Regions from separate parts of the Homo sapiens genome. Here region 2 is linked to region 1. A link is a loop called in an ENCODE intact Hi-C map of the cell type or tissue named here. Cell type or tissue: HCT116. All regions are shown on one strand. Each heading gives the region's core, and the rest is flanking DNA. Links, peaks and the distances in the headings are about the cores only.

Evidence for each region. A loop is a pair of places that touch in the nucleus more often than their neighbours do. Peaks named below come from ENCODE experiments on the same cell type or tissue, not always from the same donor. Only the 100,000 strongest peaks of a DNase experiment are listed, where the experiment ranks them.
Region 2: it touches region 1 in a loop (6-fold over the local background); 37 of 110 quality-filtered maps call a loop at or near these places.

The regions. Positions count from the first base shown.
Region 1 is chr7:139,497,227-139,504,239 of GRCh38, forward strand. It overlaps the pseudogene ST13P17. Among named protein-coding and RNA genes, the nearest start is that of KLRG2, 17 kb to the left of the region's middle. In HCT116, for the core only: a CTCF peak has its summit at 2,940 (motif pointing right); a DNase peak (open chromatin) is centred at 2,975; H3K4me3 peaks cover 1,203 bases; H3K27ac peaks cover 466 bases.
Region 2 is chr7:139,615,145-139,622,157 of GRCh38, forward strand. HIPK2 (homeodomain interacting protein kinase 2) reads right to left here. Exons shown (of 15, transcript NM_022740.5): 7 at 5,257-5,419. LOC105375530 (a long non-coding RNA gene) reads left to right here. Exons shown (of 4, transcript XR_001745383.2): 4 at 319-409. Among named protein-coding and RNA genes, the nearest start is that of CLEC2L, 95 kb to the left of the region's middle. RefSeq lists an enhancer at 5,747-5,806. In HCT116, for the core only: CTCF peaks have their summits at 3,908 (motif pointing right) and 5,898 (motif pointing left); DNase peaks (open chromatin) are centred at 3,937 and 5,877.

The DNA.
Region 1 (7,013 bases), core at 765-5,764:
AGACTCCATCTCAAAAAAAAAAAAAAAAAGAAAATAGTTTAAATGCTTTGCTAAAATTTTTAATTTCATTTTCTAAAAGTTGGTATCTGGTTGTCCTTTTCTTAATGCAAAGTGAGAACGTTCCCTACCACAGACCCAGTGAATATGATCCAGATTATGTTGCCATGAACATGTGGTCCAAAATGCCTGCTCAGGTTTTCAGGATGCAGAGTTTCGCTTTGCTGAATTCTAAGCAGATATAAATATGTTAAGGGTGAAGAGTAGAGGAGGATCAGGGTCAGATGAATGGGAGAATGAGAAAGAAAGTTGGACCAGTTTGGGTCCTAATCATAAACATCTTGAAGCCGGACGCAGTGGCTCTTGTCTGTAATCCCAGCACTTTGGGAGGCTGAGGTGGGCGGATCACTTGAGCTCAGGAGTTCGAGAACAGCCTGGGCAACATGATAGAACCCCACCTCTATTAAAAATACAAAAATTAGCCAGGCGTGGTGGCAGGCACCTGTAATCCCAGCTACTCAGGAGGCTGAGGGAGAAGAATCGCTTGAACCCAGGAGGCGGAGGTTAAAGTGAGCTGAGATTGTGCCACTGCACTCCAGCCTGGGCAACAGAGCGAGACCCCATCTCAAAAAACAAACAAACAAACAAACAAACAAAAAAACATCATGAGGGCGTCAGACAAGTGGAAATTGTCAGCCATCACTTAGCTCTGGCTGAAGTGAACAAAACCCTTCCGTAGATGTGACCGTCTTTTTTTTTTTTTTTTTGAGACAGAGTCTCACTCTGTTGCCCAGGCTGGAGTGCAGTGGCTCGATCTCTGCTAACTACAATCCCCGCCTCCCAGGTTCAAATGGTTCTCATGCCTCAGCCTCCTGAGCAGCTGCGATTACAGGTGTGTGCTACTACACCAGGCTAATTTTTTTTTTTTTTTTTTTTTTTTAGAGACGGGTTTTGCGAAGTTGCCCAGGCTAGTCGCGAGCTCCTGAGCTCAAGTGATGCGCCCACCTCAGCCTCCCAAAGTACTGGGATTACAGGCATGAGTCACTGCCTCCGATATATAGAAGTGATCTTCTAAGGGACAAATCTAACATCTCTAACGATCTTGGGACCAAGTCCATGGATCCACTGAGGTCCACCCTCCTCCCTAAGGGAATAGACACTCCTACTACTGAGTACCCATCAGAGACACCAGGCCCCCGAGGACAAAATCATTTGCCATTTTGTGATCACGGGGGCTCAGACTGCACTTTATAAATCCACATATATAACTCTGATGGGAATTTCAAGGCCCAGCTTGGGAGATCGACCATTGTCAAGTTTAAAGCTTTGCTTTCATTGCTAACAATTCTAGTTTCGTGATGAACCTTTTACACTTCAGGAAAAATCGGTTTATTATTTCACTTGTGGGTAATGGGAGTTTCTAGGGAAGTAGTTCCAAATTGGTTTGTATATAGATTCCTTGGAAACTCCAGTAAAAGTTGGGAACCCTCTCCCTAGTAAATACCTATACATTTCAGTTTCAGGGGGTCACAACCTGAAGCCCACTCATGAACAACAACATAAGGAGCCCTGGTTCCAGGCGGGAGCTCCACCAGCTGGCTTATTGATTCCACTGCATTTTTGCCCAGGACGCTTTCACAGGCCATGGGAGGGCTGTTTTCCACCTGATTCTTCAGAGCCCCAAACTGAGATGATGGGTGACTTTTATCCAGATTTAATACCAGAGTTAAATACCCTGACTCAGCCAGCATGACAGCTAGTCTGATCATTGCACTTGAGAATGGCACACTGTGATATTCAGGCAGAAAACTTTCACATGTCTGCAGGCAAAACACATCAACTAAAACAGGCATTGAAGCTATTGTCAGTTTTGAGAGATCTTCACAATGATGATGGAGAAAATGTATTTCAAAAGTTGAAGGGGTGACCTCGGCAAAGACTGTGACGACTCAGGTGCGCTGACCAGGCCCACCTGGCCTTCTGCAGACCCTCAGTTTCTCTGGCCACTAAGCTAACTCAGGGTCTGTTTTGGCCACCAAAACCTCCTTCCCCTTGGAAGTCTCTCCCCTGCCTGGATGCTTGCGGGTTTGCTGGGTGCAGAAGGTGCTTGCTTCTTGTGGCTGTGCCTGTGGGAAGGGTGGTGGGGGGCAAGGTAGTTCTGACTAGCTCGGAGGAGACTGTTCTGGGACCTAGGAGTTCTGCTCTCCCTGTCTTCAGGGTCTATAATGGAGGTGCCCTCAGGGAGGGCAGGGGGCAGGCCTCGTAGTCACTGGTGGAGCCCCCTCTGATATCCTTGTCTCCCTGAACAGTTTTCTTTTGTTTTTGTTTTTGAGACGGAATCTGGCTCTGTTGCCCAGGCTGGAGTGCAGTGGCGCGATCTCGGTTCACGGCAACCTCCACCTTCTGGGTTCAAACGATTCTCCTGCTTCAGCCTCCCAAGTAGTTGGTATTACAGGCGTGCACCATTAAACCGGGCTAATTTTTGTATTTTTAATAGAGACGAAGATTTGCCATGTTTGTCAGGCTGGTCTCGAACTCCTGGCCTTAAGTGATCTGCCCGCCTCGGCTTCCCAAAGTGCTGGGATTACAGGCGTGAGCCACCGCACCCGGCCCCATCTCTGAACACTTTTCCCACCTGCCAACAAAAGATGGGGTTTCCTAAGCCCGCAGGACTTCCAGACAAGTCTTCTGCTCTGGAGCCGCTGGGGGCTCAGTCAACATGATCCAGTGTTTGCATCAGACCAGCCTTCCTCTGGGGAGTCGGCCCCAGGACTCGTGTTGCGGAAGAGCCAAGGGCACCCAATGATGCTCCCCACCAGGGCCCGGATGAGGTGCACTGTGGGGCCGCGGAGCTCTCCTGCGCAGACCAAAAGCCCAGAGCCGCAGCGGTGGAAGGCTTCGCGTCCGAACGTAGCAGTGCTTCCTTGTTGTCACTAGAGGGCGACCGCGCGTAACAGGAAAGCAAAGCGAAGGGGGACCTCGCTCGCACCCAGGCTTGCAGAGGCAGCGTGGGGACGCGGACTTTTTCCAAGGCGGGGGCCTTGAGGCCAGAAAGGCAACGCAAGGCTGGAGAGAGCAGGAGACTCAGGAGGTGTGACTCCTAAGAGCAATTCCGGGCCGGGCGCAGTGGCTCACGCCTGTAATCCCAGCACTTTGGGAGGCCGAGGTGGGCGGATCACAAGGTCAGGAGATCGAGACCATCCTGGCTAACATAGTGAAACCCCGTCTCTACTAAAAATACAAAAAATTAGCCGGGCGTGGTGGCGGGCGCCTGTAGTCCCAGCTACTCGGGAGGCTGAGGCAGGAGAACGGCATGAACCTGGTAGGCGGAGCTTGCAGTGAGCCGAGATCGTGCCACTGCACTCCAGCCTGGGCGAAAAAGCGAGACTACGTCTCAAAAAAAAAAGCTATTCCGGCGGGGGGCGTTGGCTCACGCCTGTAATCCCAGCACTTTGGGATGCCCAGGTGGGCCTCGGCAGCGCGCGAGCGGCGATCCAAGGGCAGAACCAGAGTGGCTCTGTGTGCTCACAGCTTGTAAATTAAATAATAACTGAAATTACATAACACAACAACAACAACAACAACAATGTATGTTTGGGAGCTTGATGTGAATTCGCTCTGCCCTGCGAATGTGCCGGGCACAGGTTCCTGGGCGTCTGCTCAGGGTTCAAGGGTCGAGGCTCTCAGAGGCCATTGGTGTCACCTGTGGGTTAATAAACTGGGAAAGAATGAAGAATGGGATGGGGCTTCAGAAAGGCTGTAACCTGTTGTTTCCAAAGCCAAACCAGGGAAAATAAAGATTTAAAGGTGTCGTGTCCTTTGCAGCAACCTGGATGCAGCTGGAGGCCATTATCCTAAGTGAATTAATACAGGAACCGAAAACAAACCAAATATGCATTATTTCACTTTTTTTTGAGATGGAGTTTTGCTCTTGTTGCCCAGGCTGGAGTGCAATGGCGCCATCTTGGGTCACGGCAACCTCGGCCTCCCAGGTTCAAGTGATTCTCCTGCCTCAGCCTCCCAAGTAGCTGGGATTACAGGCACGCACCACCACGCCCGGCTAATTTTGTATTTTTAATAGAGACGGGGTTTCTCCATGTTGGTCAGGCTGGTCTCGAACTCCCGACCTCAGGTGATCCACCTGCCTCGGCCTCCCAAAGTGCTGGGATTACAGGCGTGAGCCACCGCACCTGGCCGGTTGCATCTTCTCACTTATAAGTGGGAGCTAGACATTGGGTAATTATGGACATAAAGATGGGAACAATAGACACTGGGGACTTCTAGATGGGGGAGGGAGAAGGGCAAGGGTTGAAAAACTATAGGGTACTGTGCTCAGCACTTGGGGGAAGGAACCATTTGTACTCCAAAGCTCGGCATCACATGATATGTCCAGCTTACACACCTGCACCTGTACCCCTTGAATCTAAAATAAAAGTTGGAAAAAAGATTTAAAGGTTGCATTTTTGCCCTAATCAAAATGAAAATACAGGGCCAGGCGCGGTGGCTCATGCCTGTAATCCCAGCCTTTGGAAGGCCGAGGCAGGTGGATCGCTTGAGGCCAGGAGTTCGAAACCAGCCTGGTCAACATGGTGAAATCCCATCTCTACTAAAAATACAAAAATTATTTGAACCTAGTGGCCCGCGCTTGTAATCCCAGCTACTCAAGAGGCTGAGGCAGGAGAATCACTTGAACCCAGGAGGCAGAGGTTGCAGTGAGCTGAGATCATACCGCTGCACTCCAGCCTGGGCGACAGAGTGAGACCTTGTCTCCAAAAAATAAATAAATAAATAAATAAAAGAACCAAAATGAAAATACAGTTTTAAAACTACAGGAAACAATGATTATTCATACAACTTTGGATACCTATTTAATTGGATCATAGAATGTGAGGAAAAGAAAAAAAGAACCCTGCTTTTATCCCCTAAAATGTGAATCAAGGTCTGGGCATATTTGAAAAGCAATCTGGAGATAGCTTTCTCTAGTCTTTACCTTACCTTCATTCGCAATCCATGTTCATGTGCATCATATAATGTCAGCCCTGAAATATCTCCATGAGGTCGATGGTGCCTCACTCTGTCCCATGGGGGCTGAATTCAGGTCTCAGGTCTGGACGAGGGAAAACGCCTAATAATAATTACCAAAAGTCGCCTTCTGCACGGTCACACCGAGCCAGCGCCTGGGCCTGGAACCGGGCCGCAGCCCCTCAGCCTTGCCCACCGCCTCCCGACCATGGACCCCCGCAAAGTGAACGAGCTTCGGGCCTTTGTGAAAACGTGTAAGCAGGATCCGAGCGTTCCGCACGCCGAGAAAATGCATTTCCTAAGGGAGAGGGTGGAGAGCATGGCGGGTAAAGTACCACCTGCTACTCAGAAAGCTAAATCAGAAGAAAATACCAAGGAAGAAAAACCTGATAGTAAGAAGGTGAAGGAAGACTTAAAGGCAGACTAACCATCAAGCGAGGAAAGTGATCTAGAAATTGATAATGAAGGTGTGGTTGAACCAGGCACTGATGCCCCTCAAGAAATGGGAGATGAGAATGCAGAGATAACAGAGGAGATGATGGATCAGGCAAATGAGAAAGTGGCTGCTATTGAAGCCCTAAATGATGGTGAACTGCAGACAGCCATTGACTTGTTCCCAGATGCCATCAAGCTGAATCCTCACTTGGCCATTTTGTATGCCAAGACGGCTGGTGTCTTCGTCAAATTATAGAAGCCAAATGCTGCCATCCGAGACTGTGCCAGGCACGGTGGCTCACGCCTGTAATCCCAGCACTGGGAGGGCGAGGCAGGTGGATCACGAGGTCAGGAGTTCAAGACCAGCCCGGCCAAGATGGTGAAACCCCGTCTCTACTAATAATACAAAAATTAGCTGGGTGTGGTGGCAGGCGCCTGTAATCCCAGCTACTCGGGAGGCTGAGGCAGAGAATTGCTTGAACCCGGGAGGTGGAGTTTGCAGTGAGCTAAGATCGTGCCACTGCACTCCAGCCTGGGTGACAGAGCGAGACTCCATCTCAAAAAAAAAAAAGAAAAGAAAAGAAAAGAAAAGAAATAATTCCTGATTCAGCTCAGCCTTACAAGTGTCGAGAGAAAGCACACAGACTTTCCCTTCAATTGGATTATGATGAAGATGCTAGTGCAATGCTGAAAGAAGTTCAACCTGGGGCACAGAAAATTGCAGAACATCGGAGAAAGTATGAGCGAAAACGTGAAGAACAAGAGATCAAAGAAAGAATAGAAAGAGTTAAGAAGGCTCAAGAAGAGCATGAGAGAGCCCAGAGGGAGGAAGAAGCCAGAAGACAGTCAGGAGCTCAGTACTGCTCTTTTCCAAGTGGCTTTCCTGCGGGAGTGCCTGGTAATTGTCCCAGAAGAATGTCTGGAATGGGAGGGGGCATGGCTGGAATGGCCAGAATCCCCGGACTCAATGAAATTCTTAGTGATCCAGAGATTCTTGCAGCCATGCAGGATCCAGAAATTATGTTAGCCTTCCAGGATGTGGCTCAGGACCCAGCAAACATGTCAAAATACCAGCGCAACACAAAGACTATGCATCTTATCAGTAGATTGTCAGCCAAATTTGGAGGTCAAGCGTAATGCCCTTCTGATAAAGAGAGCCCTTACTCCAGGCACGGTGGCTGATGCCTGTAATCCCAGCACTTTGGGAGGCTGAGGCGGGTGGATCACAAGGTCAGGAGTTCGAGACCAGCCTGACCAACATGGTGAAACCCAGTCTCTACTAAAAATACAAAAATTAACCGGGCATGGTGGCACATGCCTGTAATCCCAGCTACTCGGGAGTCTGAGGCAGGATAATCACTTGAACTCAGGAAGCGGAGGTTGCAGTGAGCCGAGATCACATCATTGCACTAGACAGAACTAGACTCCGTTTCAAAAAAAAAAATTATTTCAATAAAACTAATTGAGAACACCAGTATTTCAGGAGGACCTGGATAGGGACTGGAAGTACTTGGCAGGGCCGCAGCAATCTTGCTGTGTTTTATATAACATGCATCTGG
Region 2 (7,013 bases), core at 1,207-6,206, 120 kb after region 1:
GTACCCAGAGCTTGGCACAGGAGCACATGCAACAGGCGGAGAGCAGGGCCGAGGAGGGGCTCAGGACTATGGGCAGTACTGTTTACAGATGTCCTTAGATGGCTGCAAAGCTTAGAGAAGTACAGGAGATGTATGCAGAGAGGGAGAGGGACATGTTGAGCCTGGGGCTTTGTGTCTGCATCCCATGCATTCATGTTGGTATGCAGTGACAAAGCCTGGCAGATAGAAAAGATGCTGGTGTGTCCAGATAACTGAAATGGAGGTGGCTTTGACAAACACAAGCCATTGACATTATGTCCTCTTGCCTTTCTTTTTCAGAAAAAGACATCACTTGAGACTGAACTTGCATGAAAAATGAGGCTGTATAAGGAAAATAAATTCCAACTTTGGAATTCTCCAGTTTCCCCTATCTTAGCCTTCATACTGATCCTTTAGCAAGATAGGTGGTTACCAGTGGTTTCACATTCAGCACTGTCTACAAGAGGTTTTGCCTCTAGAAGTTACAAGGACCAGGGAATACATAGGAAGAAACCACGAAGATATCTTGGACACAAATAGAATTTCAAGTAGGGTGTGTATGGATGTCACATTTGATAAAAAGGACAAAGTCTTATTTTACATATGTTTTCTATACTTAGATTTTGTGCTAAATTTCATTGCAAAGCAAATTGATTTGTTTGAAAATAATCACGAAATTGAGTGGCACAGATGTCTGATTTTAAGCCACATATTTTAAAGTGGGTGTGCTTTTGCAGCGTCGCATAGTCTGCTTGGGACACGTGTGTACATATGTGGGCATCAGTGTCTGTGTTTTGTCAGATGACATGACTTGTATTTCCTGTTTTCTCCATATCGCGATCTCTTCCGGAGGCTTCTTCCCCCTCAACCCTCCACATTCCCCATGGTCTGCTCATATCTAGACTCCCCCCAGCCCTTAGCCCCTGTGGGTGTCCCTGCTGGGGGTCCTGGCACCTGTATCCTCTAGGTTCCCAAACTTCTGCTCGGTGGTTCCACTTTCTTGCCAGCCACTGCTCCTGCTGCTGCTTCCTTCCTGATGTCCCTGGAATCCACTGACTCTTTTCAGTTGTGACTTCCTGGTGCCTGGGACCTATAAGGCCCTGACTAGAAATGTTCTGGTCTCTACTTCCCTTCCAGCCTTCTTGAGCACAGAGGGTAGATCATTCTTTCCACAAGACACCTTTGTGCATGTCAGCACCCCTGCTCCAAAATCCCAATTACAGCTTGATGAACATGGTATGCGCCTGGTCTAGTGCCCTGTTTTCCCTGGTTTGGCCAACCTTACCTTCTAGACTTATCTCCCTCTGCTCTCCACTCTTCTGACACCAAGATTAGTTTACTCATTGTTTTCCAAGCATACTGTGAGCACAGGCCTTTCCCTTCATACAAGCTCTCTGACCCATAGCATTCTCTCCAAGCCTTTGGGCTTTAAGGCCTAGCCTGGGTCCCACATGCCCCATTGTGAAACCCTTTCAGACACCATTAATGGAAATGAATTGCTCCTTCCTTTGCTATCACACAGTACAATATAGCCTTCTAGCCCAGCTCCTGTTACAATCTGCCTTACAGTACAGTTGGTCTTTCCAGCCTAAAGTCTCCTGGGAGGGAGGGGCTGTGTCTTAGTGGTGTTTTCCTCCAGCCTGCAGTGGTCTCTCCTTCCTCTCGATTCTGTAACACATAATCTGTTTGTCTACCTGGCCCCTAGTACATGCTATTCTGCATTTTGATTAAACTATTTTTGCTTACAGCCTGTCTCACCATGGAGACCATGAGCTCCTTGAGAGGCTGAATCTTCCAGCTCTGTAGACTCAAGGACAAATGGCACTTGTGTCCTGATATGGACCCAGTCTCCAGTGTGACCATCAGACATGCATAAGGTTTTCCCCTAGTTTCGAACCCTGCTTAAGGACCAGTTGAAGAAGCCCATGTGAGGGCAACAAAAAGTTTTCTACTTCTGTATATCCTCCTTTAGCTCTCAGAAAGGTAGCTAGCCTATCACTTGCCAGAGAGGAGCACACAGAGAACTGGGAAGAGCTCTTGCAGCTGACAGATAGTAATAACAAGAAAAAACAAGTTAAAAAAAATCAGAGACTGGGGTCTTGCTATGTTGCCCAGGCTGGACTTGAACTCCTGACTCAAGTGGTCCTCCCACTTCAGCCTTCCAAATAGCTAGGATTACAGGTGTGCACCACTGTGCCTAGTGAAAAAGCAAGTTTATTGATGACACAGGTTTTCCAAAAATGGAAGAAGTGATTCCTGGAAGCAGTTGTAGTAGACGTTCAAATGGTTCCAGAAGGAAGGGGTTTGAGCTTGGTCTATAAACTCAAATTCAAATTCTTGGTAGAAGGCTAGGTCCAAATAATAGAATTCCACGGAAATGTTAGAGAAGTTGCTGATCCACATGATAAACAAGGAATAGCTGAGAGAAGACTTATTATTCAACATGTTACCAACTGGGTAACCTGAAAGTTTTAGAAAGTAGAGGAAGTCAGCTGCCTTGAGACTTAACGGGTTATGAATTATTGACCCAGCTTCCTTGAGACCTAAAAGATTGTAGATTCATGATCATTTGGGAAATGGTTCTTTGGTTAGTCTACTGGATATATGTTAAAGGTAGCAAGAGATTCTTTAAGTAGTTTAATGTCCTTCAACTTCTAACATAAAACTATGCATATATTGTATTGCTTCTAAATATCTAAATGGGCAAACAGCTCCAAGGAGCTCATGTAGAAAGCTAGCTACTAGAACCAGCAATGAACAGAAGAAGTCTTGTTGGATTTAAAGAGCAGACATCACCTAGGAAAGGCATTTGGGGACCTCCATAAGACTTACTTAAGACTTACTTATGCTGCTGTGTATGTATATTTTAAGAGTCCAGACTCTGAAGCCAGATTGCTGGCTGCAAAGCCTAAGCCCACCTCTCATGAACGAGCAAGGGCCTTGGGTAAGAGAATTAATCACTCGGTGCCTCAGTTTCCTCCTCTAAAATGGAAATGATAATAATAAAACCTATCTCACAACGTTGCTGGGAGGATTAAGAGTTATGGTACGCTTAGTAAAGCCTGGCACATAATAAGTGTTAGCTATTAGTAATGATGTTATTTAATAACAACAGTATCAGTGGAGGGAAAGCATGCCTTAGTGCTTAAGGCTAGGTGTGTCCTGAGTAATTTTTTTTTCCTGATGTATTCAAAAGTAGGGAGTAGTAGAATCCAATGCAAGAGAACAGAAATCCTGTTCTTGGACCCTTTGCTTTTGTGGGATGTCATTTTCCCTTACCCACGACTCTGGCCCAAGCATCACACTAAGTTACCAGCTACTCCTACTTCACCCCAGTCCCAAGCCAGATCTGGATGGTCTCAGTGCCGTGGAGAAGACGGGTGTTCTTATTTGACAACTGCCTTTTGATGAGCAACCCTTTTAGTTTTGCAGAGTCTTTGCGACACCCTTTGGAGTGGATATGCTGGCTGTCATATCACCAGCAAGATGGCGGTGGCCCCCCACCCCGCGTCTGGTCAGGGACCACAGTTCTCCAGCCTGGCAGAAAGACATCCATGGGAAGGACAGCCTGCTGGGGAGACTCCACTTGACATGACGCCTGCATTGGAGGGGTGCTCCTTCCTCCTGTTTCACAGATGCCTTTGATACCTGATGGGGCAGATGTTAGATGGGGACAGGTAGTTTGGGGTTAGGGAGTTAAGACCAGGTGCCTCATGAGGGCTGGTGGGAGAAACAAATGTCTTCAAGGAGGTAATGAACAAAACCATGCTGATTTTTGTCAAGAAGCTCACAGGTCTGGCTATGGATGCTTTAGCCTTAGGGCTGGGCAAGGTTAGTTTTCGGACTCCCAACAGCTCTTTCACCCTAAGGAGAGCTTCAAGAATGCAAACGGCCCCCAGAGGGCAGCAGATACCAGGTGGTGTCTCCTAGAATTTGGGCAAAGGGAGATGGCAGGCTGGGAAGAAAAGCTAGGCCTGAGCAGGCCAATGTGCCACAAGGATGGCCTAGGGGAAAAGGGTGGGAAGGGGAGCGGCTGAAAAGCAGGGGGCAGTGACTCTTCAGTGACAGGAGGGACCTTTCAAAAAGAATGGACATAAGGTATTCACATTTCAGGTACACACACATCCACACAGAAGTCTTTTCATTCCAGATTGATATTAAGAACAAAAATCTGGGGGCCCTTCTTTAGGGGAACTAGGAGGATTGAAAGATGGGAGTAGGAGTTACAGTTTCTTAGACACTAGAGGCAGTCTCAGCTCAGACTTGGAGATTATTCATTCAATAAATATTGCCTGGGTGTCATCCAAGTTTCAAGCAGTATGTTAGCTGCTCCTTCTGCCAATTTCCTGGAAATCTGTGGGAAGAAAACCTTAGCTTCCTGATCCCATTTAGTTCCAGCTGCTGGGATTCTGGTGACAGGCTGATGAACTGATTTTCTCCATGACTCGGAGAAAGGACAGGGTTTATCTGTCCCAAAAGGAGATCAGGTAGATCCAGCCATGTGGGGACGAGGGGAAGGGCCTGAACTGGGTGATTCCCTGAGTCCTTCCCAGTTCTAGAATCTTTATTTTTTTTAGATTAAATCCATGTTTCCATGATCTTTTTCTTTGTTTTTTGAGACGGGGTCTCACTCTGTCCCCTAGGCTGGAGTGCAATGACATAATCATAGTTCACTGTAGCCCTGAAGTCCTGGGCTCAAGCACTTCTCTCACCTCTGCCTCCTGAGTAGCTGAGACTATAGGCATGCACCACCATACCCAGCTAATTTTTTGTATTTTCTGTAGAGATGGCGTCTCACTGTGTTGCCCAGGCTACTCTTGAACTTCCTGGCTTTAAGTGATCCTCCCACCCTGAACTCCCAAAGTGCTGGGGTTATAGGCATGAGCCACTGTGCCTGGCCAGTTCTAGAATTCTTTACCAGGCACATATCAGGCATAAAAGGATCATAGCACCCCCTTCCCCCTATTCCCACATCAGGACAGAGGAAAGCAGTAAGGGGAACCATCTCAGAAAGAATGGCCCTCACCAGTCCTTTCTGGGACCTGTCAATGGGGCCAGAAGTCAACACAAAATGTGCCTGGGTCCCTCAAAGGAAATAACCTTGGATGCAAATACTTTGTTTAGTTGTTGAACATGACAGCAGGAATTTTGCCTCCTGACTAGGTATGATGGAAAATACAAGTCCTGAGGCTCACACTGTGCAGCCCCGCCTCTCCTTCCCTTCTGTTTCCCACTTACCTGGTTGTGGACAGTGGTCAGCTGGTTGTTAAAGGTCATGGTCAGGTTGGTGGACGTGCTGGGGGCCACGTGCGTGATGAAAGGGGTTTTGCTCTGGTTCACCGTGTCATACATATTCACCCGACGCTTGCAGATCTCCATGTTCTGGAAACATGATTTGACGCTGTTCATGCAAAAGGCAGAGGCATATTGAGACATAAGGGGAGGGGAAGAGGGTAACGTGGGATGAAGGGGAGAAAACAAAGGAAAGGAGAGAAGGGTTAATTCAGTAAACAGGACAAGCAGGGAAACTAAACTTTAGGTCTAAGTTTCTTGGATTGCTTGTGCAAAGCCTGTGCATTTGCAACAGGCACGGTTATTCAGATGAATTTTCTCCAGTGCCCTACTACCCTTTCTCCATATAGGTTCTATATATCACAACAAAACTGACTGCTCACACTGCATTCTCACATCAGGTCCACCTGCAGCATCACTGCTCATTCTCAACTCTCAGCCTGGTTTCTGGCCCACAAACCAATGTATAAGCTCTCTGAATGGGAACATTAACTAGTCACTTATAACCCGCCTCCACCTTTCCCAAAGACAACCCTTGTAGTCACCTGCTTCAGCTACCCTGGGTCACCAGCACCACCTAGGGGACGGCCAAGGAACTCTCCAACCCAGTATGGTGACCCTATTGCCACACTTTCTCCCACAGGGGTTGTGCAGGTAGGTAATGGAAACAGTAATAATACTAATAATTAATAATAGTGGTTAACATTTATTAGTGTCCTAATAATAATACTCTGCAACCTCTCACTCGGTCCGGCAACATCCATAAGACGGAGACATGATTCTCGTCCCTACTTCACGAGTAAGGCTGAAGCTTAGGGAGGTAGGGAGTTTGCCAAGGATAGGTAATCACTGGCTACCTTCGTGTATACACATACGTCCTCTTTCACCAACTTCAGCCTTCATTTTCTTGTCTAAGTCTTGTCCAGCTACATGAAATAGAAATTTTCTCCTTTTCTTCCCCCATTGCATCTGTGTATCAAAACAAAACCCCAACTACAAAAGTAAAGTATAAAAGTGGTGCTGAAACCAGCATCAGGGAAAAGGAAAGCCACAAGTGGCTTCAGCCACCCAAATTCTTGAAAATCGACCAAAAAGTGTCCTTCAGAATTTATACAGCGCTTCTCATTCATTTCTTGTAGTTAAACTTACTTTTCCTCAAATGCTAATATTCAAGATAATAAAATCCCTTTTAGTCTGGGTGGGGTGGCTCACGCCTTAATCCCAGCACTTTGGGAGGTCAAGGTGGGTGGAGTCCAAGAGCTCAAGACCAGCTTGGACAACATAGGGAGATCCTATTCTCTACAAAAAAAATATAAAAATTAGCTGGCTGTGGTGGCACGTGCGCATGGTCCCAGCTACTTAGGAGGCTGAGGTCGGAGAATCACTTGAGCCTGTGAGGTCGAGGCTACAGTGAGTCATGATTAGGCCTCTATATTCCAGTCTGGGTGACAGGGTGAGACCCTGTCTCAGGAAAAAAAAAAAAAAAAAAATTAAAAGAAAAAGAAAAAAAACTCATTTAATTTTCAACTCAAAATGTCTATTTTAATTATAAAAAATGTAATAACTGAATGAGTAAAATAAAAGTTTTCTACTATTTTAGGATTACAAACGTGTACTACTTCAGTACTCTGTGGGTATGCTATCTTTGGGGCTAAGCAGGTGTCTGTGGGCTATTCCCAAACATCCTGTGAAAAATGCATTCC